Linked DNA regions of Homo sapiens: all the other regions are linked to region 1. The links are chromatin contacts, found by Hi-C or POLR2A ChIA-PET in ENCODE. All regions are on one chromosome and are shown on one strand. The core of a region is the stretch at or near the end of the contact, and the rest is flanking DNA. Distances in the headings are between cores, read along the strand shown. Region 1 has its middle 25 kb from the start of ZFP36L1. Region 2 has its middle 200 kb from the start of RAD51B-AS1. Region 3 has its middle 140 kb from the start of RAD51B-AS1. Region 4 has its middle 180 kb from the start of RAD51B-AS1.

Region 1 (7,115 bases), core at 717-3,216:
CCTGGAGGTATGGAGAGGAAAGGTGACACTTTCAGGCTTTGTGCAGGACAAGCAGAGAATATCACTCAAATCCAAGCTGGCTGCCCTGTGGGGGACACAGGCCCATGCCGGCAGGCCTGGGGAGAGCCACCGCTTGCTGAGGTTAGGCCAGCACCAGTGGGTGTGAGGAACCCACCTCCAGTCTCAAGAGCAGGGTTGGGCTTCCCTGGATGGGGAGGAAAGGGTTAAGCCGGCTTGGGCTCTGGAGGGAAAGCACTCGGCAGCTATAAACAGAGAGCCTAGGGAGGGAGGGGGCTGACAGGATGTGGCCAGGGCTCGAGCTGTCTGATTATTAACTTCACTTTTATTTGGAGGGGGATTTGATTCTCTGTTTTACTTCCCATCAAGGAAGTGAAAGCCCAGGTCTCAGAGGGGCCTGGTTTCAAATTGTTTTGTCACAGCTCATTTATTTTTCCTTTTAAATAAATAAACAAAACCACCTCTTTGTTTTCCCCTTAATGAGCATTCAGCAAATCATCTGTGGGTGAGGCATGAACGGGGTTTTCTGGAGTCCTTCATGGGAGAACATTTGGCTTATTATTTTAAAAGGAAAAAGCAAGGATGTCTCCTTTAGCTCCCAGTCTTCTCCAAGGCTGTGAAGGCACTTTCTCTTTTGCCTCCTCTGAAATACCGACCTAGACCAGCGAGGAGTCTGAAATCACAGCCTCAAGCTCGGCCAAGGCCCCAGGAGCTTCCTTGGTTGGACCTTGGGGCTGGACCCGCAGCCTGCCATTCCATCTGACAGGCCCTGACCCTGAGGCCACGCAGAGGAAGCACCCAGCACGGGCTCAGTGGTTTGTCTTCTTGCTTGGGCTCAGACCCATGGCTTTTGTTCCTCTGACACCCTGACATTTCTACTAAAATAACAAAGCAATTAAACACACAAAAGGATTCCATGACAGCCTTAAAAAACACCATTACATGTTCCTTTACCCAAGGTTGAAAACATTTGGGAACTTGATTTCCAACATCAAAATCCAGATCAAAACCCATTCAACAATCCCATGATCCCCTTGCAACAACCCTTTCCTGGCCAGTATCACAGGGTGCCGACCCTCACAGGGTCTCACAATTCAACAATTCAGTGAGAGAGGATGCAGCAACAAAGACTGTAACGAAAAAACAAGAGAGTCTAGGGTCTCACATCAACAATTCAGTGAAAGAGGATGCAGCAACAAAGACTGTAAGGGAAAAACAGGAGAGTCTACAGCTGAAGCTACTGCTACTCAAGGTGGGCAGAGAACGGAAGAGACGGATTCTGTTGGAAACTAAGAGGGGAAATCCAGGAAGGCTTCCTGGTGGAGCTGATCTTTAAGCTGAACCTTGAAGGACTGGTAAGATGAACGGATGTTCTGGAACCTGAGAAACACCCAAGTACCAGAGAGACAGCATCCATGTGTGAACTACTCTAGACAGAGGCAACAGGCGTGGTGGGGCCTGGGGCTCCTCAGAATGGCACCTCAAGTCCCCATGGTGGTCAGGGACTGGAATGCATCGGCCGCCTGCAGCCAGCTCCGCGGGGCCAGTCCCTGACCTCTGGCTCGGAGATTGGTGTGCCCGGTGAAGGAGTTGCCCAAGCATCTTAGGCAACCAGATACTACGCCTGGCCTTGGACCCTGCCACTTGCCTGCCCCACAAAAACCTGCTGACCGCTGTGACCTACTTTAACGCCCTCTGACTTCCCGCTCTTTGAATATGGGGCAAAAAGAAGAAGGGCGACTGGCACCATCCAATTCACTTGAGGCTCGGAGGCTCAGGCCTGCCTTCCTGGCGGCTACTGGGGTGGCGTTTCCCAGCACCCCCGGGAAGCTACCAAGGTCCAGGGCTCTCCTGGGCTTCTGCGACGCCCACGCACTCCTGCGGCCGAGCTTCGCGGTCGGGCTCTCCCGTCGCCACCCCGGCGTCTGCTCAGCCGCGAGCGAGAACCAAGCCGGGCCGGGCGCGGGGCCCGGGCGAGGCCGCCAAGATGGCCGACGCGCTCGGCAGCGCGCGGATCACGCGGGAAGGCTGCCCTTGGCCTCCCGGGAAACAGCCAAGGTTCCGCCGCCCTCCTTGGCGCTCTGCCCCGGCCGGCCTGCCGGGATCTCCTCCCCGGCGCGGTCTGCGGCTCCCGGGGCCTCGCAAACCTTCCAGGCCCGAGGCCATCCAGACGTGCACACCAGGCCCGGCCCGCGAGGGGAGACACAGGGGCCGGGGCTGCGGCGGCTGAGCTCCCTGGGCGGCTCGGAACGCAAGGGGCCGGCGAGCCGACGCTGCTGCAGGAGGCTGCGGCGTGGGGCGAGGTTCTCGCTACGGCTTCGTTCCCGTCCTCCCGCGGCCGCTCTCCCCCGGAAGCCCTCGGAGGCAGCACGATGGACGTGGCCACACTGCCCTCCAGTGGCCAGCTCGCCGAACAACACGTCTGGGCCCCTTTTGGGGGTCTGGGTGACGTGTCCACCCTCTCTCTGCCCTTTGCTACATTTGAAGGTGGGGTTTGCTCATCCATGGTTCCTCTTACAGGTCACCAAAGCTGCCACAGTGCACACTCACCCAACAGCAGGGGATTTGCCGCCTTCGGTGGTTCTCAAACTTCAGTGTGCACAGGAATCCCCCCTTGGACAGTTCTTTCAAACCCGGATTGCTGGGTCCCCCAACCAAGTCAGAGAATTTGCATTTCTAACAAATCCTCAGGCGATGCTGAGCTGCTGGTCCGCTGGTCCTGGAGCCACACTTAGAGAACCACTGGCTCGGCTCACTCTTTCTCTCACGGGGTTTCTGTCATCTACTCATTTAATACAGAATATGTCCTGCTAGCCCCGGAGGACGAGTGGACGGAACAACTTTCTCACCCCTCGCGGAGCTTAGTCTAACGGAGGAGACAGACTTGTTTCAACAAATCACCTAGAAAGAAATATAAGATTCCATTTGAAAAGACTTTCAAATTCCTATGAAGGAAAAGAATCAGGTGCTCAGAGAACATATATAAATGGGGCACTCATTTAGATTTGGGATGGGAAGGTTCTTGAGGAAGACCTCTCTGAGGAAACCCTTAAGCTGAGGCCAGGAGGAGGGATGAGGTCCTGAGGGGAATGGGGAGGGGACTGGAACTGGCAGGAGGAGCAGGTAAGATGCAGACCCTGTCTGTAGAAGCAGAGACTGGTAGGGGGCCAGGCAGGGGGTCACAGCCTCCTAGGCCCATGCCTCTGGTACCCACAGAGCTGCCTCCTCAGAAGGGCAGCATCCAGGGGAGAAGAGGGCCTGCCTGCATGCTCAGATCTTAGCTACCCCCGTCAGTGCCAAGAAGAATGCTCCACCTTGAGGAACCCCAGCCAGGTGCCCACAGCCCACAAACTTCTCTTTGCCTGAGCAGATTTATGTAGGTACCTTCTGTAAGGCCTGAAGGGCAGTCACATCTGATGGAACCAGGTCTGCTGAGTAATGATGAACAGACATGATGTTACCATCTACCCATCAATGCCCTCAGTGTGCCATCTCCTCCCTCCTGCAGTCCAGGATCCAGCTGTTTCTCCAATGAGCATTTTTAAGCACCTACTATGTGCTCTGCACTAGGATCACTGCAATGCTCTGTGGGGCATGGCACAAAGAGGCCAGCCTGCCCTAGGAGGCGCCAAGCACCCTGGAGGGCAGGTAGGTGGAGTACACCCTCCCCGCCCCAGTCTCAGCTCCAGCCTGCTGTGTGCACCCCCACCCCACCCAAACATCCCTGGGGTCACTCATTGCAGGTGGGCCAGGCTGACAAATGGCAGCCAGGAATTCTAGTGTTCTAATGATTCTTACTTTGTATCAATGCCAGCTTGATGGCAGGGGCCAGGATGACCACCAACCACTGCCACTTTATCCCTTGTGCTGACAAGGAGGTATCATCCCATTAATCCTGTTACCTTGCTCAGTCCCTTCTGTCCCGTTTTCACATCTGAAAAATGTGGGGTGCGGATGAGTTGTGTTAGATGATCTCCAAGGGTTTCTGATCCATGCCTAGCCCACCAGTGCACTGTTGGAGAGATGGACGAGAACAGCCCTGCCCAATGACCCCATGACCCTAGCATTATGCAAAGCAAGGCCTTTGTCGTTAACAGACTCCAGGTTAGGGGAAGGGAGCGGGGAGCAGCTGAAAAACTATGTGCAGCTTTAGAATCAATCAAATCAATCCAACTCTATTCCTGACTCTGTGATAGCCAGTAAGTGGTTTAACTTCTCTGAGCCTGTTTCCTCATCTGAGAAATGGGAATAGCATGGTACCTACCTCACTGGGCTGTTCTGAAGATTACTGATAATAGCTACCACTTAGCAAGTGCTTGATCCGTGCCAGGCAGCACACTAGAGGCTTCCCATCCACTCCATGAGGTCATGTGCAGAAGTACTGGTCCCATGCCAGCAAGGAGTAGGGCTCCATCACAGTTGTTAACGCATGACACCCCTACTGCTCTGCACACATATATTTATGTAGTCCTACGGCCCTACTGCTCTGCACACATATATTTATGTAGTCCTACGGCCCTACTGCTCTGCACACATATATTTATGTAGTCCTACGGCCCTACTGCTCTGCACACATATATTTATGTAGTCCTACGGCCCTACTGCTCTGCACACATATATTTATGTAGTCCTACGGCCCTACTGCTCTGCACACATATTTAACAGGCGAAGGGGCTTAGCAAGCTCTTGGCACATAATAAGCACTCAATAAACGGTGGGCTTCATCATTAGCCAGAGAGAAGGGACTCTGTGAGGAGGTCCTACAGAAGGAGAAATATGGAGAAGTGGGTGACCCAAGATGATGGCTCACACACCTCTCCCAGGAGGGCCAGCCCCATGCCTAGCTAGGCAGTTCCCTGGCTAGGACGTCAGCTCTTACTCACTCTTTCCAGAGAGCAGCTAATTAGCCTCCCAGCAGCCAGGAGCTCTCCAGATGAAAGGTGCTTAATACAAGCTCAAGGCGTAACTCCCATATGTATAACTAAGGTTCCCTGAGGTGAGGAAGGCCCCAGGGCGGAGAGACAGGCCAGATCAGGGCCTCGCCTTCTTTATGACGGAGGTTCCCAGGGAAGGGAGCCGGCTGGGGTGGCAGTGAGCCTGAGAAAGGGCTCGGGGTGGTGGGTGTGCGGCTTCAGAGGGAGCCCCTCCCTGGGAGTGGGCGGGGCCCGGTGGCTGAGGAGGCAGAGTGAATGCTTCAGGGCCCAAGCTGCCTCCCAGAGTGGGAGCTCCAGGTCAGAAGACAGCTTAGAACTGGGTGGGTCAGAGCGAGGGCTTTGCTGCTGGGCTGCCAGGTCAGAATCCCAGCTCTGCTATGGCCATTCCATGTCCCAGAGCCTCAGCTTCCTCCTCTGTAAAACGGAGATAATGATAACATTGACCTCACAGCTATTTACTGACAGCACTTAGTACAGACAGGACCTGGCACCCACTACGTAAAGAATGAGGATTTGTACATTTGTTCATTTAACAGATATTTATTGAGTACCTGCTATGTGCCAGGCACTGGGTGTTAGAAATACAGTCATGAACAAAACAGATCCATTTTCCCTTGATTCTGTAGGGAAGATAGACCACAGACCCCAGAACCAAGAGATCGGTAATACACTGCCTGGCAGTGACCTGCGCTGTGGGAATCGGGTATGAGGATGGGGTCAGGTGTCCAATACAGCGGCAGAAGAGCAGGTACCCAGGCAGATATGGGCAGATTAAGAAACGAACCAGGGTTGAAGGGCCAACCCAAAGTGCGCAGCAAATCAGAGGCGGGAGCCTGGGCCTGCAGCATAGGAATGTTCACCCACAGCTGCTGAAGCAGCCGCAGCAGCTCCCTCTGCCCCTGACTAAGGGGTGTGCCCAGCGAAGCCACCTGCCCTCACCTCCCCCTTGGCTCCTGCCCCTGACTCCCGCAGTCTGGAGTCCAGCAAGGCAAGGGAACTGACACAGCCCCCAGGGTCACGATGGCTTCCATTCTTTGACATTCACCAGTGTCACTGGCTGAGCTCAGGCTACACGGCCATCTTCTCTTTGAAGCCTCCAAACCAGCTGGTGAAGTCAGTAGCACCCCTGTGTTTTTTATCAAGGTAAGGTTCACATAACATAAAATGAAGCATTTTAAAGTGAACACTTCAGTGGAATTTAGTATATTTACAGGGTTGTGGAACCTCCGCCTCTGTCTAGTTCCAAAACATTTTTATCACCCCAAAAGGAAACCCATACCCACTAAACAGTTGCTCTCCTTTCCCTCCTCCCCCAGGCCCTGGAAACCACCCTCTACTTCCTGTCGCTATGGGGTTGCCTATTCTGGATACTTCACCTATCCAGAGCTTTTGTGTCTGGCTTCTGTCACTTAGCATCATGTTTTCGAGGTTTATCCAGGTTGTAACATGTATTGTTATTACACCTTGGTCTATGGCTAAATAATGTTCCATTGTCTGTAAGCACTCCCATCTTACAGATGAGGAAACAGTCCCGAGGCGCTGAGACTCCCAGCTTGAGTCCACACCGGAGAGACATGGTCCGTGCAAGCCTGCTCCCCAGATGGCCCCATCCTGGCACTGCCGTCTGGGAGGAGGCTGCCCCTGGGGGCATGCTGGTCCCTGAGTGGTGACCTGACCCCTTCTGAGGTTCACTTCTCAGCGCAGGTTCACTTCTCAGCGCAGGTTCACAGGCGAGGGTGCTCTGGCCTCCCAGTCACCCTGATCCAGGCAAGACCATAGCGTGGCCGCAGGGGCCGCCTCCTTGGGGGAATTCCAGCCCCTGGCCAACCACAGACCATAGCACTCCCGGGGGTTGAACCGTTTCTCACAACTGGGTTGTGACAGCTGGGAGGTGCTCAACCCTGGGGGCCAGCCTGGTGGCAGGCCGGGTTGGGAACGCTGTTCCCAGCCAGCTTCCCTAGGCAACATGGCCAGCCCCGTCCAGCAAGTGGACCACTCAGATGGCAGGCATGTACTGAGCACCCACTGTATACCAGCCAGGCACCACGAGGCCTCCAAGGAGCTCCCTTTCTGATGAGGATGAGCCACCCCAGAACAGAAACTGGGTGCTGGGGCCAGGGGCAGGACAGAGGGGTGCTCCGGAGAACAAGCACCAGCACTGAG
Region 2 (7,292 bases), core at 2,792-5,291, 330 kb before region 1:
CAGGTTGGAGTGCAGTGGCATGATCTTGGCCCACTGCAACCCCTGCCTCCCGGGTTCAAGCAATTCTCCTGCCTCAGCCTCCCATGTAGCCAGGATTACAGGCATGTGCCACCATGCCCGGTTAACTTTTGTACTTTTTTTTAGTAGAGATGAAGTTTCACCATGTTGGCCAGGCTGGTCTCGAACTCCTGTCCTCAGGAGATCTGCCCTCGTCGGCCTCCCAAAGTGCTGGGATTACAGGTGTGAGCCCGGCCTTCTCTTGTAAATCTGTCTTTTGTTATGGGGGCCTTGGCCATGAACCTTGCAATGCGTTCATGCAAGATATTACTTTTTCTCCCCTACAGTTTCTGGTGCCCAATATGGGGTGACTGAGACACCCCACTCATTCTGGATCTTGCAGATGAGATCCTGGGGCAACTGACAAAAAGCTGGAAAAATTAGAATTCTTATCAAAGTCAGCTCTCCCAGATCTCTGTCTGTAGTGCTTGGTCAAGAGAGACGTTAGAAATTTCTCCTTGTCCCTTCCTTCCCAAATTCAGATTATCAGGAAAAAAAAAAAAATGTCTATATTGTGACTCTCTGACTAAATCTGGCTTTAAGGTACTCGTTTGTTACTGATCCTTTCCCTCGCAGGGACTGCTGTCTCTTTCCTTGTTTTTCTCAATTTCTGTCCTGATAACTTGGTTTGATTTTCTCCCTGTTGGGGCATGCAAGCTGTCTTGAGTTCCCCAACCAACTTCAGGGGAGGGAACTCAAGAATACGGCTGGACAGAAATGTGGGTTGCACCCTATTTCCAGCTATCCTACCAAGTATTGCCAGCTCTTGGGGGGTTTATTTGTATATTTCTTTTGACTCTCTTTGGGGGTAGTTCTGGATTTGGGAGGGCTGCACTCTCTTTTGAGAACCCCTTCTTAGTCCATGGTGAAGTCATAAAAGGCTCTTTGGTTTTGGTTGAGTCACTTAGTAGGTACTTTCAGTTTAAAACAAGAAAAAGGTAAATGTATATGTTTTTCTCTTGTTAATCTGTGTTTTCTTGTAGTGCTCTCAGCCACGAACCTTGAGATAGGTGAGGAAAATATATTATTTTTCCTCCCTTACATTGAGCAAGATGCTGTCTGTTCTCTGCAACTCCTAATTGTTCTCTCTTCACCTCCATTGTCTGCCACGAAAAAAAAAATGCTACATTGTTCACACATTAAAATGGATCACTCAAAAGTGTCTGAAAAAAGCAAGAGGAAAACATATCCTAATTCCAAATGTCAAAAATTAAGTGGCTCCTCCTTGAGACTACCTTTTTGACCCCAAGAAACAATAAGAGAGTGCCCTATACCCAGTGTTTGACAAACCAATACAGTACTCTCCTGCCCAAGGCCCTCCAGGCCTTCACCACAAACCATGCTGCAGGGACAGGACGTAAGCACTGCCTCTGATATGGAGCACTTGCTGCGTGTCTGACACACACTTTACATACACAATCTTCTCTAATGCTTCCAGTAATCTTACAGGTAGAATTTTGTATTATTCCTTCTCTACAGATGAGGAACTGAAGCAGGAGAGGTTCAGTTTGTCACCAGAAAGGATGAAATGTGGATTTGAACTCAGGCAGTTCTACTCTCTTTTCTCTTTCATCCCTTGCCCTGTAATATTTCTGTTCACAACTCTTATTCATCCTAAGTTCACTAAAGTACTCAGCATAATACTACACACACAATAGTAAAGAACTCAGTGAATATTTTCTAAATAAAAGAATCACCAGGAACAATGCTAGTAGTTTGATCTTCTACTCTGAGCAGTGATGCTCAGAATATAGTAGAGGTTCCATCACTGCCTTATCATGTCACCATTTTTAAGGAGCAGAAGACATGCACAGGAAAGTTGCCCCAGGAAATGTTCACAAGAAAGAAGGACACAGGTAGCATTCTTCCCCGTGAGCTGATAATCTGCCAAGCTGGTACCACCCATGAGATTCTAGTGTGGCATTTTGTATCATTAATTACTTTTACTGAAAGTAATTACTTTTACTGAAAGTAATTAATGATGCAATTCAGAGATATTTTAGGGGTGTGTGTGTGTGTGTGTGTGTATGTGTGTGTGTATCAAAGTTCAACTTTGTCTCCCTAATCCTGCTAGCCTTCTGGCCATTCTATTAAGGTATTGCAGTCCTGGTGAAGATTCAGAAATGTGTGGTCCCCGTCAGCCTACAGGGTGAACATTTTGGATTAACCCAGAGAGCCTTGAACTCTGTGCATAATGTCTTTTAGGTTGTGTGTTGTGAACAAAGCAAAATGACTGCTCAGAGACAGGGTTGTAAAAGTTTGTCCAGCAAAACCAGGATTGCCAAATGAGAATTCTGGAAAGGGAGGATAAGGATTAGGTAATGGGAGAAAAGTGAGTGAAGGCAAGGAGAAGTGCAAAATATCTGATTCTAGCCTAAAAACTGGTCTTGGAACCATTTGGAAGGGTCATTTTTTCCATGTTTTATTTTCAATATCATCACCATCACTTTTATCCTGTGGCTGTGAAAGGACTTTCTTCATTCCACTCCAGAATTCAAAGAGGCTTCTTTTGCACAAATGGAGGGAAGGCACTCATCACACTTCTCAGCCAAACATCCTAAGTGTGAGAGAAAACACACTGCCTACTTCTGAATTTCGGTGAGGGCAGGGTTCAGATGGAACACATATTTTCCAAAACTCCAAATAGATCTGGGAGGAGAGGAAACCATTAAATCACTAGACATAAGTCAGGACACATTTGGTTTTGTTCCCTATCAAACAGTCCCCCCAAATCTCAGTGACTTGCAAAATCCATGCATGTCTGAGACTCTCCAGACAAGCTCTCCATGTGTGACTCAATATTGCACTTCAGTATTAACATGCACTGCCACAGTTGCCACAGTAGGGGAAGGGAAAGGTGGATGGGGGAGAGAGAGAAGAAAGTAAGAAAGAGAGAGAGATTGAGCACTGATAATTAAGTCCTTCCCTCAAAAAATGATATACATTCCTTCTACTCTCCTGGCCATGCAGCCACTCCTAACTTCCAGGAGGCAGGAAGGTACCACTTCCTCCATGTTCTGAAGGAAAGGGGAACTGGATATTGGTGAACACCTGTAATGTTTGGCATGCACAGCTATACCCAGTGGGCTTGCAAATGTTTCCTTCTTCCATATTCACGCTTGTATATACCTTTCCCTCAGATTACCTGGCATACATCAAAGATTTATGGGGTAGTGTTCAGGAAGACCAAACAGTTTTGCAGCCTATTTTAGTCCACAGGTGACCTTTTGAAATAGAGGGGTAGCCAAGAAAGACCAGTTAACTCTGGGTACTTTTCCCCTAGAGCTTTCAGACACAAGTAACTCTGGGAAGGGATAGTGGGTTCAAGGGAGCCATGGCCTGATTTCAATGACACATTCAAGATAGAACAACTAGTTTGAGTGACCCCAGACCATCATGCCTTGTGTGAAAAGACTTTTGGAAATGTGCCCTTCCATTTCCATTCTGCCGCTTGTTACCAGACATGATGCACGTTCCTTCAAAGCCCTGTGACTTTTCCAGAAAGCAGCTCTCCCTGCAAGAGAGAGAAACTTTCCCTTATTATTCTTTCAGTAATGAATTCCTGCTCTGAATGGGCTGCCTCCATGTGTTTTCAGTCAAGTGCTGATGGCAGCCTTGCCTGGGGGCATTTCCAAAGCTGAGGACATAAGAGATGAAGGAGGTCTCATATTGACAAGAGCTGCTTTTGGTTTTCCTTCCAGTTTAGCCCTCCTGAGCCTTGAAATGGGAGATAACAAATGATTCATCAGTTCTTGTTGGTGAACCAACATGACCACCACACCTCTTTGCTCCTTTCAACCAATGAAAAAATCATGTTTTAAAGCTTTCCTCAGAGAGGTTTGTGGACCTGGATTTTGGTGACTTAACAGGGATTTAACTTTCTCAGACCAAACCAGTATTTTGTAGATGCCAAGACTTCCTTTCTTCAGGTCTCAAACATAGACTTCGCGTACCCTGAGGTGATAAGAACAAAGGAGAAATTAGGTCACCCTGTTTCCTGCCTAAAACCTAATCTCAAGTACACAAGCTGCTTCCAAGTAAGCTGTGGTGGTAGGCCATGTTTGCTGAGAGCCAGCCCACTCACTCTCCCTAAAGCAAATGTCTTCAGACAATAATTCAGCTTTCAACCTACCTGCATGAAACTTGTACAAACTTTTAGTTACAGTTGGGCTATTTTCTTTCTTTTTCTTTTTTTTTTTTTTTTGAGACAGAGTTTTGCTCTGTCGCCCAGGCTGGAGTACAGTGGCGCGATCTCAGCTCACTGCAACCTCCGCCTTCCGGGTTCACGCTATTCTCCTGCCTCAGCCTCCCGAGTAGCTGGGACTACAGGCGCCCACCACCACGCCCGGCTAATTTTTTGTATTTTTAGTAGAGACGGAGTTTCACCGTGTTAGCCAGGACGGTCTTGATCTCCTGACCTCGTGATCCACCCGCCTCGGCCTCCCAAAGTGCTGGGATTACAGGCGTGAGCCACCGTGCCTGGCCCAGTTGGGCTATTTTCATTGGGAAGAGGAGTCTCAATTATCTCCGGTAAAAGGGGACACATACTGTTAAGGATATAGGTGGTGCAGAATTGGAAAGCCTTCTGGAGGGGAGGCAGCCCTGGGAATTCATTATCCTGGGGTCTCTGCTTTTCTTTACATGTCTGCCCAGGGCTACTCTCACTCTCCCAGCAGATTTTGTCCTGCATACTATAGTTTATTTACTCAAAACTTCAGTTTGCACATGGCTCACCCTGTGTTTCTCTCTTAGCCTTTCAACTTCAGTTCCCATTGGCTTTTTTCCTTGGTTAAAATTCTGAAGAGAGAATCTGATTAGCTCGGACTTATCTTAGTGTTTTGTCTCAGACAACATCATTGGTCACTGGCTAACCAAACCTTTGTTGGATAAGGAAGTCGCTGAAAACATAGCTGCCCAAGCAGCAGGAGGTGTGGGAAGGCCAGCTTTTCCTAGAGGGGCTGTGAGAGGGCAAGACAGTGATGAACTCCAGGGCATGCTTTACACCCTCTAACTGGACTACTGCAAGCATACTCATTCCCTCTTGCTTCTTGCTCATAACTGTAGACCTGGTCCCCTTACACCCTCACAGCCTAGGCATCTCTTTTCACTGCTCACCTCCAGCCCCTGACTCCAGGATCTTACTTCTCACCCTGTTAAAGTGCCCAGTCACAGAGGTATAGGACTAGTGAGTGGGAAGGAAGAGCTGTTGAGATTTATTTAAGAATATACAGAAGATTAGGGAAGGTGTGTAATGAAAAGAGGAATGAAAATAAAATCCCTCTCTCAGCTAAAGAAAATTGTGTTCCCACCATGGGACCCAGCTACCTTTCCTCCTTCCACCAGTCTTTGGAGTTACTTCCTTTTCAAAAAAAAACAGACATCAGCAGAAGCAAGAGGAGCTTCCATTGAGGAACCCTGACCAAGCAAGTGGGAAGATATTCTCTCTTCATTAACCCCCAAGGTCTTCTCTGTCCCCTGCAAGGATCCCTTGTCCCTATCCCTGATCCTTGCATTTCTCCAGCCCCCACCCTCAGGTCTTGTAAAGTCCAGATTCTTGACTAAGAAGTCCCAAATAACTTTCAAACTAAGATTTTAAAACACAAGTGAAGGACTCGGTTTGGATCAAGTTTTTGCCAATTGTGTTCTTAGTGCCCAAAGCTCTTTATTGGAAGTTATTCACAAATCTTCATGATGGTTTTTGGACGACTAGTCACGTGTGGTGTTGCCCTATTTCAAATGAGTCAGAGAAATTGTGCTTTATATGAATTCATGCATCAACCAGAGGATTAGGGGGAAAACTGAATTGTGGTAGTATGCTTTACCATTTATTCATTAGATACTATTACTTTTGTACCTCATCAGATGGCTAAAAGCCAAACCCAAACCAAATGTATTCAAATTTCAGTCTGCCCATATTATTTTTAGTGGACGTGAGTCTAGGAGTGAAGGAGAGGCTAGTCTAAATGTCTGTGTTTCCTTGCCCTTTCTTGAACTCCGGGTATGTCAAAGGTGATTAAATCATTGGTCAAACTTTGTCCTGTGACTGACACTTTTATCTAGTGACTAGAATTGCAACATTTCCCTAGGAGCCTATGATAGTTTTTCCAAACCTGCTACTGTGGGGTTCTAGTCAGTTCCTCCAGAGCACCTCCAGATCCCTGCCCATTCTATTTAGAATCGGAGGTTTAAGTCTATTGCCACTGGCTGTCCTCTGGGGCCCAGAAACCTATATGGGGTTTGTCCAGCCTCTCATCCCAGCACCATCGTCCAAACCCCACAGTCATTACCAATCTAACAGCTTGAAAGTTGATACAAAGATGAGGCAGAAGCCAGTTTGGCTTTCTCCCAGTTCTCTGTGCCCCTCCGGAGTTAATCAACAACGACCTATCTTTGTGTCAATAACATAAGCCTCTCTAACTAGAACACCTGGTGAAAAGCCGGAGGAAAGCTTAAAATGAAGCAAATTTTGCAGTGATTATTCTGACCCTCACTGTTTAAGCTGGACTCAGGATCTCCAGACAAAAACTGCTTGTTAAACCCAACCAACTAGTTGGATGAACCTTAAGCCACCTTGGGTTTTGCTAATATTTTTCATGCCCACACCTCAACTCCAAAGTCTGTAAACTTTAAGCATCAACTCCCCATTTCAAGCACACAGGGTTTAGTGAGATGGCCTGAGTTCATCTCGCTGGTAGAATTCTTTAGTGGCATCTCCTCATCCCTTTCCCACCCTCAAAGCCCATCCTGATGGTGCGGTCACACCACTGGAGAAACCATAGACCTTCTTAACTGGGATTACCAACACCTTCTCTTAGTACGTATTCACATGGCCTTGGATGTTAGGTGACTGCCTGTTCAGAGAAAGTGGGGAGGGTGAAAGGGAGTGAAAAGGCAGAGGGCACATGGACAACAGTTCCTTGCTGTATTCGTCTGCTCAGGCTGCATAAAAGAATACCACAAACTGCATGGCTTAAAGATCAGAAATGTATTTTCACACGGCTCTGGAGACTGGAAATCCGCAATCCAGGCTCCAGCAGGTTTGGTTTCTCCGGAGGCCTCTCCCCTTGTCTTGCAGGTGGACGTCATCTCTCTGTGTCCTCACATGGCTTGTTCTGTGTGTGTGAGCTCTTAGTGTCTCATTCACTTCTTATAAAGACACTAGTTCTATTGGATTAGAACTAGTATCTTCTTGCTTTTTATTTTCTGTGTATCCATTGTATGTTTTTTGGTTTGAG
Region 3 (6,913 bases), core at 3,740-6,239, 270 kb before region 1:
CATGCTTCTTCCAGGTTCATCTTCCCCTTCTGCCCCAGAAAAGCCCCCAGCCACAGCCTCCTTGCCTCCAAGTCGCCAGCACTCCGCCCCCTCCTCCGCCTGCCTCTCAGTCTGGAAAACAGCTTTGCACGTTAACCTCCAGGGGCATTCACTGGGTTTCCAGAGGGGTCCCCAGCCCCACAGGCTGCCAAAATAGGCTCTTTACACTCCATAGATGGGAGAGAAAAATCTGCTTGTTCGGTTGCAACTGTCAAGCAAAGGACATGCTGAGCTCAGATAGAAATAGCAGCAGGGTCAGGGCAGGGCAAGGCCCCAGCATTTCATTAGCTCGGCCCAGCTAAGGGTGATTGAATGCACACAGTGGCCCATGAATGGGGCCATGGAGGGCAGCCACACAGTGCAGCACAGAAAAATCATTCTTTGGCCGCTGTCAGCTGGCTCAATGGGACTTAATTATTGGGATAATGAGAACTGATTTTCATTGTTTTAATTTTGGGGAAGGGGTGAGAAAGGAGGGACTTTTCTTCCTCATCTGGGTGAAAGGATGCTAAACTGTGGCCTCTAACGGTCCCGTATCCTCCAGGCTGCTGTTGGCTCCTGTGTTTGCTGTTCTTTATCAGTGCTGTAAGAGAGTGTTAGGATGGTCATCTGTGTCAGTGTCTCCTTTAGGGCCTATAAACCTGGCAGGATGTGTCCTCAGAAGAGCATTTCTGTGCTGGCATCCACGGTGAGCAGCTGTACCAAAGCAATAGAGGGACAGAGAGAAGCCACTGGACAGAGCTGCCCATGCTCAGCCCCTTCCAAATGCCTCCAGGACATGAGGGAATCCTACCCTGCTCCTTTTTTTTTTTTTTTTTTTTTTTTTAAATACAGGATCTAGAGAATTCAAATGATCTGCTCGAGGCAAACATAGGATCGTCTGAGTTCCTTGCACCCTGTTCAAGGTTCAAGAGCCTAGGACTCTACTGCAGACCACACCACAACACTGTTGGATCATCAGACCTCTTCTAGCTACGAATCCTTGACAATTGAGATAAGGTCCACTTACATGAACCCTGAAAGTCATTACATATGACTTATTCAGCCCTCCCTTATTCAATTTGATTCACTTGCCACCTTCCCAAGATCTTACTCTTCATGTGGAAATGAGAGACTTATTTATTGCTCAGCTTGTTCCCTCATTTCTCTAGGTAACATGTACTACTAGTGGGATCATCAAACAATAAGTATTTGCAAAACTGGGCTTAGCGTGGTTCTAGGTGCTGTGCAAGTATATAATGACACCCCCCAACCCAAAGAAAGTCACCTGGGGAGACCTGAAACAATTAGAGAAACACACAAGGGGACCCTAATTGAATGTGAATCTCTCTAGCCAACCAAAAGAAAGAGAGGGTGGGTTTAAGGGTAGTGAGGGACACTTTGTGAAGAAATGACAGCTTGTGAGGACTCCAAGGTTGAGTAGAATTTCAACAAAGAGCAAAGAATGGAATTGGATGGTGTGTTCGAGAGAAGGAAACAGACATTATTGGAATAAAGATTCCATGTAGGGAAGAAGGTTGAGTTGAAGAGTAGGGCCAGATGATGTGAAGTTTGGAAAGAGAGGCAGGGCATGCTTTCTTCACCCACAACTATAATACATCTTTGACCATAAAAAGTGGTTGTTATTGCTATCATTTGTTTTTGTTTTCACTTTGCCCCTTCAAGTTCTTGAAAAAGATAGTCATAAAAGAAGAGGGTATGCCCTCATTCATGGAGCACAGAGAAGGAAGCCCTCTGTGATGTTTCCAGATGTGTAGGTTTAGGCTCTAGACCAGTGCTGGTGCCTTCCTGGGACTGCCCAAGCCAATCACCAGGGAGAGGCTGCAGATCCTTTCTCTGCTCAGCTCCGTTCGGGCTCCTCTTTTCTTGAAGATTTGACAGATATTGGTTAAGTTCTTCAAATCTGACAACTGGGTTCTTTGTGGCAAAGAATAGGTGGCTAAGGAGAACTGGCTCTAACAGGCTAATAGCCTACCTGGCCCCTTTCCAGCAGGAGAAATGCCATAGTCCTTCCCAGAAGCACATCTTATATGCACAGTCCTCACAGAGTGTGTCTGTGCATCAGAATCAATTAATCATGCCTGTCAGGAGGGGGAATGGCCCCTCTGGCTGAAACAGTGGAAGGAGCCCTCGTGATTGAAGACCACTTTGCCTTGGAAACTCATGCAGGTCAGAGGGGAAAGTTGAGTCTAGATGGCATGCGGTATTCCTTGGGTATGTTTTCTCATCCCTGAAATTTGCCCATGTCACCCAACTAACTGCTTGTAGCAAAGCTGTATTGTCAGTGCAATCCTTTGGGGCCTTGTTTGGGCCTGAAGAAGCCATTCATTTCTTAAAGAAGAAAAAGCTGGCAAAGTGGAATTTGTAGTAACAGCTGTTAGTATTTAAAACTTTTGTTTCAAGATCTTCAGGCACTTAAAAATGACTTTAAATGGCCACTCTGCAAGAGTCTATCTTTTACAAGGCAGCCTGTGAGATCTTTCTCAAAACAAGCCTCATCTCATCTCCTCTTTTATTGAGATCCCCATTGGTCCTCTATTTTGTATAGAAGTGGTTCCCAAACTTTTTTGATTTAACACCCCATCAGTAAACAATTTTGAATAGGTACTCTCAATATACATATATTTCTTTTTATATTATACACATGTATTACTTTCCTAATATATTATGTACATTATAAAACATATACAAAAGTAATTTTTTTAAAGGCTGAGATAAAGATGAAGTAAGCAATAGTTTAAAATGTCTTGTCAATTATGATGGCTTCATACTGTCATTAGCTAATATGTCAAAAGCACAATAAATATGTCAGGGGAGTTCCATTTATATCATTTGAATGATATAAATCCTTATATCTAGTAGTTTTCATGGAAATTTCTAACTGTTTTGGCTTGACTTCTTGTTACATGCAAATATTTGGTCATTGTCTTCACTTTGTAATATGGCCGAAGAAAACTTGTTCTAAGGGCAGTGTCAATGCTATTATTCTTATTATTTGCTTGTGCTTATACTACTAATATTATCTTTGATCCATTGTTTCCATGCAGGAATATTTTAATCCACTTGTCCATTTTGTGTGTGTTAGATTAAATTTGATAATATCCATAATCCAATGAGTCAGGAATGTGCAAATTGTAGTGATTCATATGTCATTGAAAGCCCCAGGGGAGTGAGGACTGAGGACACCATTTGCCGCCTCTGCAATGTGCAGGTCCTAATCTTGCCACAAGATATCTCATGAACAATTCATGACACATAACAATGGCTGTGAGGAGCCCGTTGTCAATATTTATATCAAATGTTGTAAGTCCATGTTTTTTATTTCCTAGAAAAAAATAAGTTCAAATTCTAGTACTTTCTGACTTCTAAATTCTAATGGATCATCTTGTGTATCTCTGGGGCATGCATCCTATTTCGAGACCAGATGTCTACAGGATGGATTTCAAACCCATTAGCCTTGACTTACAGGGTCCTTCTCTGTCCAAACTCAGCCCATCTTTCCAGCCTCATCTCCCATTGTTCCCTGTCTTATACCAAGGAGACATCCCATTGCTTTTTAAACATGAAATATTCTTTAATAACTCCATTCTTTTGTGCTTACTCTTCCAGCCAACTGGAATGCCTTTCTCCCATTCTCTAACCCAAGTTAAATCTTCGTAAGATGTCTGATTCCCTTAGAGCAGAGGTCAGCAACCTTTCTGTAAAAGGCCAGTCGTAAATATTTCAAGCTTTGCAAGCCATATTGTCTCTGCCAACTACTCAATTTTATCATTGTAGTGCAAAAACAGCCATAGGCAATATGTAAACAAATAAGCATGGTTGTGTTCTAAAAAAAATTTCTTTACAAAAATAGGTAGTGGGCTGGATTTGGTCCTTGGGCTGTAGTTTGCCAACCCCTGCCTTAGAGAACCTGTCACTCTTCTACTACTGCCATCCTAGCTTTTTCTCCATGATTATCTGTTTACAAGCACATTTTGCCAAAATACTAAATTCTTTGAAGTCAACACTTTTATTCCTATTCCCTAAAAGCTAGAAATCTGGAAATAGAAATGATTCAATAAAGACATATTATTGAATATCAAGAATTATCATTATGTTGCTGGTGGAAAAAAGTGGAGAAAAATTCTTCGGTTGGGTACAAGATTAAATGGCTTACTTCTAAGATTTATCTAAAATAAAAGATTATATAAAAATACAAATTAATGAGATGGAAGGATTTGTCTTGAGTTGGAACTAGGTCTTCTAAAAGGGCAGTCAGTGTCCTGCTCATCTGATCACCCATGTTCATATTCCTGCCACATTGTTTTGGCCCACAGCTTCGATGAGACCTAGAGAATCACTTCCTTTTCAACCATACAGCCACCGCTGGGGCCAACCACTCCCTACGTTTGTATAATGCTGTATGGTTTTCAAAGCAAGTAGCACAATTCCTATTTGGTAGATAAGGCAATTGAGGCATATTAAATGACTTGCCCTATGAATGATATAACTGGGACTTCTGATTCCTAATCTAGGACTCTTTTTGTTACACCAGACAGCCTCTCAGGAAATTAGAACAAAAAAATGACATATTGCAAAATTAAGTCAAAGAATAAATTAACCCCATTTGAAAGTCCAAGGAGACCTTCAGACAAATGTGTATCAGAATTTCAATGGTATTTGGCAGAGTTGGCCTAATGGAAGTGTGGACACCCTGCCAACTTTGCATAAGATACATAAATCTCAAAATCAATTTAACTAACTTTCATTTATCTTGGAAACACAAAAATTTAGACTAGAACTTGGCAGGAATAAAGAGATTTACACCAAGCCTGCATCCCCACTACTCTTGTAAACTGTTTCATGAACCCCAGTGTTGAAGACCTCACTGTTTTGTTTGACTCTGAAGGCCGCCTACGCATACTTGCTGCTGGAGGAAGGTTAATACTGACTCAGAAGCAAGAGGACCACTGACTGAATCACCACCACTTACTACAGTCCTCTGCTCTGTATTCCTTGGAAATCTCTTGCCTCAGCTTGGGCTTAACCCAACCCACTTAGAAGGAGAGAACAATTTTACAGCCCCGCATGGAGTGACTCCAAGCCAATCGTATCTGTTTCCAAGTGATCTGACGCAGCAAGCAGATTGTATTTCCTTTGGAGGCTTGGCTGAGAATTGTTGGGTTGGCAACACTGAACCAGAGTGAATAAAATAAGACTGTCAAGAAAAATCTGAAATGGCCCCTAAAGAGATAGGACTAATGAAATGCTCAGGTCAGGGGTGGGGTGCTTTCTGGGCAGACTGAAAAAAGAAAGGAGGACCAGGTGACCATGTGTGAAATTCAAGAGTCAACAATGATCTAGGTAAGCCAGGCAGATTGGCACATGCCCAGTACTTTTCTGAGAGCAGGCATCAAGCCTAAAAAAATGCACAAAATCTACCTCTTATTTTTATTCTTACCTTTAATCAGATTTTTTATTGAAGTTTTTTCATGGTTGGTTACCTATCCACCTTCCTCCCATCCTGCCAAAGAAGGCAGGGACTCCAAATGCATTTGCCAAAAACCAACAGACCCCTGTGTTCAATTATTGTGGGCTTAGGGAATAGTAATTAAGGAGTTCCAGGGATGGGATGTGGGAGCAGCAAAGGAGTTAGGTTTCACTTAAGGTCCTTGGGAATAAATAAATATTCTGTCACTAGGATGAATGGGGTTGGTTCTTCACAGATCATGTAAAGGGACAGGCTTAGCCCTAGAACCAACTCATGATCTAGATGAGTTTCTGTTCAGATGGATAAGGGCATATCTTTGAGCACCAGGTTCCATGGGCACATATCTGGTTCATTATTCTTTGCTTTGCTTGTGCAAAATTATTTTCAAAGGCAAAGACACGGGGACAAAGTTGGGCTCTTTGAGGCTGTTCCTTGAGCAAAGAGGTGTATGCCTCTGGCTGCCCACTTGGCAGTGGATATCTTCATGCTTCTTTTTTCCACCCAAATATTATGGCCACTGGAGTATTTGTAGGAAACAGTCTAAAAAAAGACAACACTCACTTCCCCTTGCTTCAGGCTCTTCACAGTCAACTCCACTGGCATGTTTCAGGCACCTGCTGTGTGCCAGGCATTTTTTTTCAGAATGGAACAATATTGCCCTTGTCTTTAATGCCTTAACTGTCTAGCAGGAAAGACATTATTATGAGTACCTGGGGCAGAAACAGTGTGAGAAACATTTTGGAGACCCAAAGGAAGGGGCCATTGTAAAGAAGTTCCACCAGAGTAGAGGTAAGAACGGGGACAGGGCATGCCTATAGACACCTATCCATCATTCGCTTGTCCACACATTGATTTCCCTAAATATTTATTATCTGCTTGTTATCTGCCAAGAGTGAAGGGCTTGGGATTCACAGATGAATAGGACATGGAATATAGAGTAGGGGGTTGGGCAGAAGAAGGGAGTGGTGGGAGAGGGAGTTGAAAAATAGATTGGGCCGCATTAGTAAGACTTTTGCTTGCCAATTTGGGTCTGAACTTTGTTCTGTAGGTAATGAGGAGCCTCTGAAGGTCTTTCTACAAGGGGTGGCACAGATACCTGCCCCACCCCATTATTTCCTACCCTGCAACTTAGAAGTATTTTATTCATGTATCTGTTTTTTAGCTTGCTTCTTGTTTGATTTCCCTAACTGGGATGTGAGTTCCACGAGGACAGGGACCCTACTGTATCCACCACTGTATTCCCAGTTCTGGGCACAAAGTCTGGCACACAGTGGGTCACCAGCAAATATTTTACTTACTGAATAATCAGATCTGTGTTTAGACAGTTGTCTCCAGTTGATACCATGGAGGGACATCCAAGGTTGGGAGATCCTGGAGGAAGGACTGGTAGCAGCAGAGAGGTGC
Region 4 (7,669 bases), core at 941-3,440, 310 kb before region 1:
ATTCATTTCCTGGCTTAAAAAATAATTAATAGTAATAATCGCATATGGCTTTTTAATGGCTCTCCATTGCCAAATACTATTTAAGCACAAATTTCTTCACTAGACACTGGAGCCCAATCTACACACTTGATGGTGTGGCTCCATCTGGGACCCCAGTCTCATTTCTTGTTCTTAATTTCTGTACAGTTATTCCTAATTTGTGAACTGCAGACCTGCAAGAGGCCAGGGCGTTTCAGCAAGGGGTCCATAACTCTTAGTGCCACACCAAACATGGGCAGCAGCTGAAATCCATAGTATGTAAAACTCAGGCGAATTTGAAAGGCCGTTAAATTCCTAGCAGCTCTTTGTCATTACGTGTTTTCTTGGGTACGAAGTTTGACAATTGTTACAAGAAGGGGCCTGCATTGTGATAACAGTTTTCAACCTGGGATCCAAGGAACCCCACGGAGATTCCCTGAAGTATAGATGGAGGGAGCACGAGGATGGAGCAGGAGCAGATGGGGACACCCCATGCCCGCACACACACAGCTAATTCATCCCTGTAACCAGAGAGACTGTTTTGATCAGTTTTGTACACTGGGCTTTCTAGTAAGATTTTATTTGAAGAAAGGACTCTGCCACAGAGGTGAGTGGGGTAGTTTGCAAGCAATGGCTGCAGACAAAGTACATGTATTTCTAGCCAGTCCCTTGCCACAGTTCAGTGGGGCACAGTGAGAAATCTGTCAGCTGCCCGCTCTGTCCAGATCCACACAGTAAGAACTCTGGGTTTGTTAGTGTCTTAGATGCATTAAGTCCCATCTGGCTCTTAGAAATAACAAATGAACTTGTAGATTAGCCAATCTTTTTTTTTTTTTTTTTTTTTTGAGACGGAGTCTCGCTCCGTTGCCCAGGCTGGAGGGCAGTGGCATGATCTCGGCTCACTGCAACCTCTACCTCTCTGGTTCAAGCAATTCCCCTGCCTCAGCCTCCCGAGTAGCTGGGATTACAGGCATGCACCACCATGCCTGGCCAACTTTTTTGTATTTTTAATAGAGATGGGGTTTCACCATGTTGGCCAGACTGGTCTCGAACTCCCAACCTCAGGAAATCCGCCCGCCTCGGCCTCCCAAAGTGTTGGGATTACAGGCGTGAGCGACCGCGCCCAGCCAGATTAGCCAATCTTATTGTCAGTGCAAAGACAGTATCCACTTTGCATATGTACTGCTGAGGGAATCATTAGAACATTCACTGCTGCTGAGGGTCAGGTGGGGAATTCTTTATATACCAGCTTTTCTTGTGGGCCAAAATCCCTAGAGGGATAGTGGCCACTTGGGGTCCATTTTTATCTCCTTCAGTTTCTACCCAAATGTGTCTTTGCTTATGTGGCTGGGGCCTGCCACTCAGGCTTTCAGGACACAGTGTGCCCCCAGGCAGCCTGGGCCTAGAACAGTTGTAGTAATAAGAGGTGACAAAGCAGGACCTTGAGACAGAACTTCCAGAAATTCTTTAGCTGAGCCTCCGTCCTCCCAGCCAGGTTTCAGACAGGATGACACATAAAGAAATCTCTGAACAATCCAGAGCAGTGCACATTAGCGAGTGAAGCTCAGGCAGGAAATGGGAAGGAATGCCTTTGTCTCTGCTTTCCACCCTGCCACCCATAGCTCATTCTCAAAAGCCACCTCCCCAACACTCAGGCTCGGGGTAAATGCTACAAAACGTGGTGGAAACCTCTCACGACCTCCTCTCTGTTGCATGAACGCCTGTTAGAGGCGAAGGAAAACAATGGCAAACAGACCCAGGCCTGTCACAGCTGTACTGGGGCCAGCTGGAATGTGGCTGTGCGTGCGCGTGCATGTGTGCGTGCACGCCGGTGCACACGTGGGAATATAAACATCCTTGGCTCCCCAGCTCCTGTGTGCTGGATCGTGCTGAGTGGGCGCAAAGTTCTGCATGTGTCCGAGGCAGGGAGGGGCAGCACCAGCACACCTAGGCGCTCTCATTTATACATTGAAAGGCGGGTGGGGGGGACAAAGGAGAAGGTTTGGGAATGGCTGGCTGTGTGCCCGTGTATGTATGGGCACATCTCATTGTTGATATGTCTTGGGGGAAATTGAGGGAAATTTTGTGCTTGGGTATGTGTGCACACATGGTAGGCGCCCACACTCAAGTGTGCAGAGGGGGAAGCTGAAAGAAAGTTTCGAGATTCTGTGAACATTCTCAGTTAGAAAAAAATCTGGCAACTCCCCATACCACAGGTGGGTACACATTCAATGCTTGTGAAGTTCATTTCCTGTACTAGTTACCAGCCCTTGTTTATACAGGACACAAGATGTGCTTGGTAGCAAAAGCTCTAGGTCTCCGGGGTGAGTTGAGGGAGAGTGTGTATGTGGAGGGGGTGGGGAGGGAGTGTGGGCATCACCGCACAGGTGCTCTTGAAGTACACATGAAATCAATTTTCAATATTAATCCATAATTCCACTCATATATGTTCAGAGGGGAGAGAAAGTAGAGCTCTAATTTTAGAATGACCCCCTCCTTCATTGCTCCAGTGCTGTTTTAGCACCCAATCTGCTCGGGCCAGTGGCAGCTCGGGTGTCCTCGTGTGTGTTTATGGGTTTGAAACGCATCTGGCTTGTTCTTCTTTGAGCTTTACTTTGTGAGCCCAGCCCCAGGAAGTGTTTATGAGCTTTTTCACTTTGCTTTATTCTGGCTCAGCTTTGTTTGGTAGCACAGAAGGGTAGAGTTTGACATAAATACTCTGTTCTTTGTGTGAGGGCTTCAGATTGCAGAGGGTCCTAGGACTGGCATTCCATAGGAAAGTTGAGGAGTTTGACCCAACCCCATGATCACACACCTGTAAGCGAACATTCTGCACACCTCAATATGAGAAGAAACTGCACTCTCTAAACAAACTCCTGGGCACGTGACCTCCTCAGAGTCTACTTGCCAGTTTGTTCATCCAGATGGTGACCAGCTCACAATAGACACTCAGTGACTGCTAATTAACCATGGAATATTCCATTCCACTGCATTACCAAAGTGCCAGCATCACTCCTCAGCATAGCTCAGGACCTTGTCCAATCAGCTGTCTTGAACACCCACTTTGATCCACGGTTCACGTTCATGTTATAGTCATGAGCCCCTGCTCCTCCGCCAGTCTAGACTCAAGGAAGCAGTGGCACAAATCTCCTGGCTGTTGGGTTCCATGGAGCAGAGAGCCTGAACCCACCCGGAAACCAAGTCTAGACAAAACAGAGCTTTGAGGTTTACACCCACAACCTTTGTACCGTCGGAAGCAGAGGGTGCCAGGGGATCCACTACACGCTCCCTGGGAAGCAGAAGCCAGAGGTGTCGTGCTATTTCTCCATCTGGCCAAGGGTTTAACCCTGCTGAAGACTATTTCTGAGGGGAGTCTCCATGATGAGGGGACCCAAAGATGCTGATGGGGTCATTTCCCAGGCTCTGTTCTGGTCCAGTGCAGGGCTCCAGTTGTTGATGGTGATGGAAGTTTGCTTTATACTTGGTCCCTGCTTGGTTGGAGTCCTCTGCCACCCTCTGGCAATTCACAACATCTAGTCACTTGGAGACCTCTGAACAATAGCAGGACTCTAAAGACTGGGACCCATGGCTCCTCAGTGAATTCTGAAACTGCTTTGAGGTGCTGCCTAAAGTTCAAGGAGAAGCTTACCAAGGAACGGGGACCTGGGGACAGCAATGGAAATAGAGACAGTGAGGTACAGGCCACTCGCTATCCTTTGTAGGAACTTTCAGCTCCTGTTAGCTAGAGACCGTTGCAGAGTCAACATTCTACGCAAGCCAGCGTGGCACCCTGCTTGTCTATGATTCTATTCAAGGCCCAGACATAACCAGCCTTCATGGGCTTCCAGACCACTGAGATTGCAGCCTGGGGTGACCTCCTACCCTGTCTGGAAGGGTCTCCACCCCAGGCCTGGTCCTGCAGGAAATGGTTCCCGTGGGGAGAACTCCTACTGCTCCAAGGCAGCAGCTTCCTTGGTGTCATCAGTTTACCTGCCAGTCTCATCTCTGAGAGGGTACCAGTTTCTTTGGCTTCCCCGCCTGTCCCCAGAATGATTCCAACACTTTTTTAGCCCCTGAAAGCCTTGGAAGGGTGCCCACTTGCATTTCTAGTGAATAGCATTTCCACTGGAGGCCCTTCACCCAGGGTTCCCTACAAAGGGGTTTGCTTTTAGGGAAGGGCAAGGTGACCCTGCTTTGTCCTCCTGAAGCACCACTTGTGGCTCTCCATCACTGTGCCTGCCATGCAATCATAATCCTCCCCTTTCTGTCTCTGCCCCGCTAGCCTAGAAGTGCCTGAAGGCAAGAGCTGTCTTAGAGGCACACTGGGAAAATAGGGGGCCCTGGGTCCTGATTGAGTGAGGGCCCAGCTAGGGCCAGAGGGCCTGGGCTCACCAGCCACTGGGCCTGGATAAAGGTGGTTTTCAAGGGGTGAGTGTAGTCTGGCCTGTCTGATTCTCATCCCCACTCTCTGATAGTGCTATGTTTTTCACCTTGAAAATGAAGACATACTACCCTGAGCCCTTCACTGGGTTGTCAAGTGGTCGTGTGGCACACGTAAGGGAGCATTGCCATGTTAAAGCTCCCCAGCTCCCTTCATTATGGCCATCCCATGGACAGAGGACCATGCTGTGACTCAGAGGCCCAGCTCTTCCTAGCTGTGCTGTTCCCTGAGTGAACTTCAGTGAGTTGCTTTATCTCAGTGACTCTGTTTCATCTGTGAAATGGGACTGTCGGGTTGTCAGGGCAAGTACTTGGAACCTTCACTGAGTGGTATGGTTGTGGGCATTCCTTCTTATTGTCATTGCTTAAATAAGCATGAAGATACTTTCCTGAAGAATGATGTTTGGAAGGAAGGAACCTAGACTTTGGTATGGGGTGGGAATGGAGTAAATCCTAAATCCATCCCTTGTTAACAGGCTTGTAAGTGGAATTCTTGCCTAGCGAGATCTAGGATAGTTCTCTAGCTCAGGAGTCAGCAAATGTTTACTGTAAAGGGGCAGATAGTGACTATTTTTGGCCTTGCAGGCCACAGGGTCTCTACCACAACTGCAAGGCAGCCATGGACAATACATAAACAAATGGACATGGCCTTGTTCCAGGAGGACTTTATTTACATCGGGCTGCAGGCCGGATTTGACCAGTCGGCCATGGTTTGCTTACCCCTGCTTTAGCTTATGGGGGGTGCCCCGCAAGCACTTGGGAAATTAATTTGTTGAAGATAGGTGAGTAGAGGCCTCTGATAGTCCAGATCCTCGGTTTTAGCTCTGTTTACACAGGACCAGGTTCTGTGTTCTTGCCACTGAGTCACAGCTGCAAGACCCTCACCTCCCCCTAGCCCCACTCCCCCAGCTTTGAGTGATCCCAGGCTCCTTCAAGCCCACTGCTGAGTGGGGAGCAGTTTCTGTGCCTTCCAGGATCTGTCTCCCCTACTGCCACTCCCCATCCAGGGCTTTTTCCCTCCATCCTGAGTTTGTGGGACACACAATTTGTAATCTCCTTAAAACTGAAGAAGTGAGGTCTCTGATTCATGCAGATTAAAATCAGCTGCAACCTATTAATGGCCCAGGGCCCAAGACAGATTTTAGGAAACAAAAACACTGGACCAAATTAGACTGAGCCGGCCTCTGTCTCCAGGGAAGGGAGGTAGAGTAGGAGGCTGGGGGCGGGGGAGTGGCCATGTGGTTTTCATTACTTTGGATTCTCTTCCTGAAGCGAAGTCACCCAACACAAAGTGTATGGAGCGCCAAGGCAGCGGCCAGCCTCTGGAGCCCGGCTCTCCCTGGTAGAAGCCCTGGGTCCTGTTGGGGGGCTCTGGCTGGTTGTGTGTCTGTAATTAACAGGTTTCAAAGTGGTTATTTTGGAAAAGAGAATTTCAGTGGCGCGTCAAAATCCTTTCATCAGCCATCAGCTGCCGTCCCGAGGCCTTCAGCAAGGCCTGAGCCACTTAAGGCTTCTGAGAGCTTTAAATTCCCAGGGTCCTGTTTGAGAATGTGGAGGCTTTTGCCATGGGTTTTATTGGGCTGATGGTTGCCATGATTTTCATTATGTTATTTGGTTCCTGGGATCATAAAAATGTTTGCCTCTTCCTATAGTACCTAGGATCATTGAAAAGAAAAGGGATAAAAAAGCCCCTGCATTTGTAGCTGCTACATAGCATACAAACCATGGCTTCCTTGAGGGAAAAGGGCCAGCTCTGGCTCTGGGCTAGGGAAAATCATCAAACTGGAAGGGACAGGACAAGCAGCCACACCCAGTCTCCACCTCCCTCCCATCCAAGGACACTGAGGCCCAGAGAGATGCTCATCTAAAGCTGGTCTGGAATCCTGGTCCCACTCTCGGTCAGGTGCTCTTTCTCTCCCTGGTGACTTGAGGCTGTGAGTAGAGTTGGGAAAGGTAAAGGAGTCTGAATTCTGCTGAACTAGTGCTTTGGGACACCTCTAGGAGTGGAAGAAATGGTCAGATTTACAGGCAGCATAAAGTGAAATGCTGAAGTGGACAGAGGAATGATCCGGGCCAGCCTGGGCATTCTCATGGCCTACAGGACAGAGCGCTTCTCTGAGGCTGGAAGGGTTACTGCAGCCTTCACTTGGCACCCACAGCCCTGAGACATGGAAAGAAGGGAAACAGGTACCAAATCCCACAAGCCTCAGAGATGATTTCTCACTGCTTTGAATATGAAACCTCTGAAATCTGGTCAAGCTCCCAGAATCACCCTAGGGGGTGACAGGAATTTTGGTTAAGCCCGTATTATCTGATAAGTGGAACACTAACCTGGCTTTACTTCCTATTTTGATGATGGCTACCTTCCAGAACCTTCTTTCATGGAAAACATGAAAAATATTCTGGGAGAATTGCTATTAAATAACCTCTGCTGTTTAAAAACAAGGCCAGACCAGCAGACCTTGCTCTCAGCAGGACACATGTAAGAACTAGTCTACAATAAAGAAGCTATTAAGGCGTGTTCAGAGAATTAGAGAGTGTTGGAGCTGAGAGGGAAATTGGAGTTCAGCTAGGCCAGGCTTTCATTTTACAGATAGGGAAACTGAGGCCTCAGGGCATATCCAAAGTGATCTAGGGGGCATAGGGAGTCCAGGATTTGCTTGACTATCTCATTCTTCACAAGGCCACTGTTCCCCTTTTGGGTTGATATTGTAATTCATTCATTCATTCATTCATTCATTCAGTTTTTACTACCTCCTATGTGTCAGATGCTTCTAGGCACTGCTAATTTTGTTTCTTTGAAGTTTCTAGAGGTGGAATAAAACAGACACATTTCTGTGGACTACATTAAAGAAGGAAAGGACTTTTCCCCCCAAAATCTAGGTTTGGGGAAAGTCTGGTGACTTTTGTGAGCCTGGGGCATCTTTGGGAAACGCCTGCCCTCTTGAGTGTGCCTTTCAGATGAGTGCGAAATATCATTGTCAGATAAAGGGGTGACTTGCCTAGGCTGCCCCCACTTGCAGTGACCCCCACTCCCAACAGCCACCTGGCAGTGTGGCCCAAAGGAATCTGGAAGTGAACATCAGCAGAGATTCTCTGGATCCAAATTTGAGTGAGGGCTGGCGGGAACCCAGACTAGCTGGAGGCTGCAGATTGCATGGGTCTCTCCGTCTGTTTCTCATCATTCTCCTCCTACGGTTTGCTTGTCAGT

What was found. A loop is a pair of places that touch in the nucleus more often than their neighbours do. ChIA-PET counts read pairs that join two places held with the same protein, here RNA polymerase II (POLR2A). Pooled maps may share reads with other maps.
Region 2: a pooled map shows a loop between it and region 1 (3-fold over the local background). The contact joins two enhancer-like sites. A Hi-C loop is called at or near these places in 7 of 37 single-sample maps with no recorded cell type and 8 of 50 pooled maps. POLR2A ChIA-PET finds 5 or more read pairs at or near these places in 4 of 52 experiments (CD8-positive, alpha-beta memory T cell, activated B cell, naive thymus-derived CD4-positive, alpha-beta T cell and 1 more).
Region 3: a loop to region 1 is called in a map of left cardiac atrium, with 2.4 times the contacts of the local background. The contact joins two enhancer-like sites. A Hi-C loop is called at or near these places in 1 of 168 maps with a recorded cell type or tissue (left cardiac atrium) and 6 of 50 pooled maps. POLR2A ChIA-PET finds 5 or more read pairs at or near these places in 2 of 52 experiments (MCF 10A and activated CD4-positive, alpha-beta T cell).
Region 4: a map of naive thymus-derived CD4-positive, alpha-beta T cell shows a loop between it and region 1 (5-fold over the local background). The contact joins two enhancer-like sites. A Hi-C loop is called at or near these places in 3 of 168 maps with a recorded cell type or tissue (B cell, OCI-LY7 and naive thymus-derived CD4-positive, alpha-beta T cell), 18 of 37 single-sample maps with no recorded cell type and 11 of 50 pooled maps. POLR2A ChIA-PET finds 5 or more read pairs at or near these places in 10 of 52 experiments (B cell, CD4-positive, alpha-beta T cell, CD4-positive, alpha-beta memory T cell and 7 more).

The regions. Positions count from the first base shown.
Region 1 is chr14:68,814,450-68,821,564 of GRCh38, forward strand. No RefSeq gene overlaps it. Among named protein-coding and RNA genes, the nearest start is that of ZFP36L1, 25 kb to the left of the region's middle. RefSeq lists enhancers at 1,299-1,518, 1,599-1,828, 1,845-2,584, 2,459-2,508, 2,609-2,658 and 2 more and a silencer at 1,969-2,358. Within about 2 kb of position 1,967, at least 41 of the 41 ENCODE cell types and tissues checked have a DNase peak (open chromatin) inside an H3K27ac peak, as active enhancers do; they include B cell, CD4-positive, alpha-beta T cell, CD8-positive, alpha-beta T cell and 1 more, where a contact is called at or near this core.
Region 2 is chr14:68,480,115-68,487,406 of GRCh38, forward strand. It overlaps a transcript of RAD51B not described here. Among named protein-coding and RNA genes, the nearest start is that of RAD51B-AS1, 200 kb to the right of the region's middle. Within about 2 kb of position 4,042, at least 8 of the 41 ENCODE cell types and tissues checked have a DNase peak (open chromatin) inside an H3K27ac peak, as active enhancers do.
Region 3 is chr14:68,539,327-68,546,239 of GRCh38, forward strand. It overlaps a transcript of RAD51B not described here. Among named protein-coding and RNA genes, the nearest start is that of RAD51B-AS1, 140 kb to the right of the region's middle. RefSeq lists an enhancer at 108-668. Within about 2 kb of position 4,990, at least 20 of the 41 ENCODE cell types and tissues checked have a DNase peak (open chromatin) inside an H3K27ac peak, as active enhancers do.
Region 4 is chr14:68,504,706-68,512,374 of GRCh38, forward strand. It overlaps a transcript of RAD51B not described here. Among named protein-coding and RNA genes, the nearest start is that of RAD51B-AS1, 180 kb to the right of the region's middle. RefSeq lists enhancers at 693-1,256, 1,225-1,284, 1,257-1,820, 1,821-2,384, 4,982-7,669. Within about 2 kb of position 2,191, at least 20 of the 41 ENCODE cell types and tissues checked have a DNase peak (open chromatin) inside an H3K27ac peak, as active enhancers do; they include B cell, CD4-positive, alpha-beta T cell, CD8-positive, alpha-beta T cell and 1 more, where a contact is called at or near this core.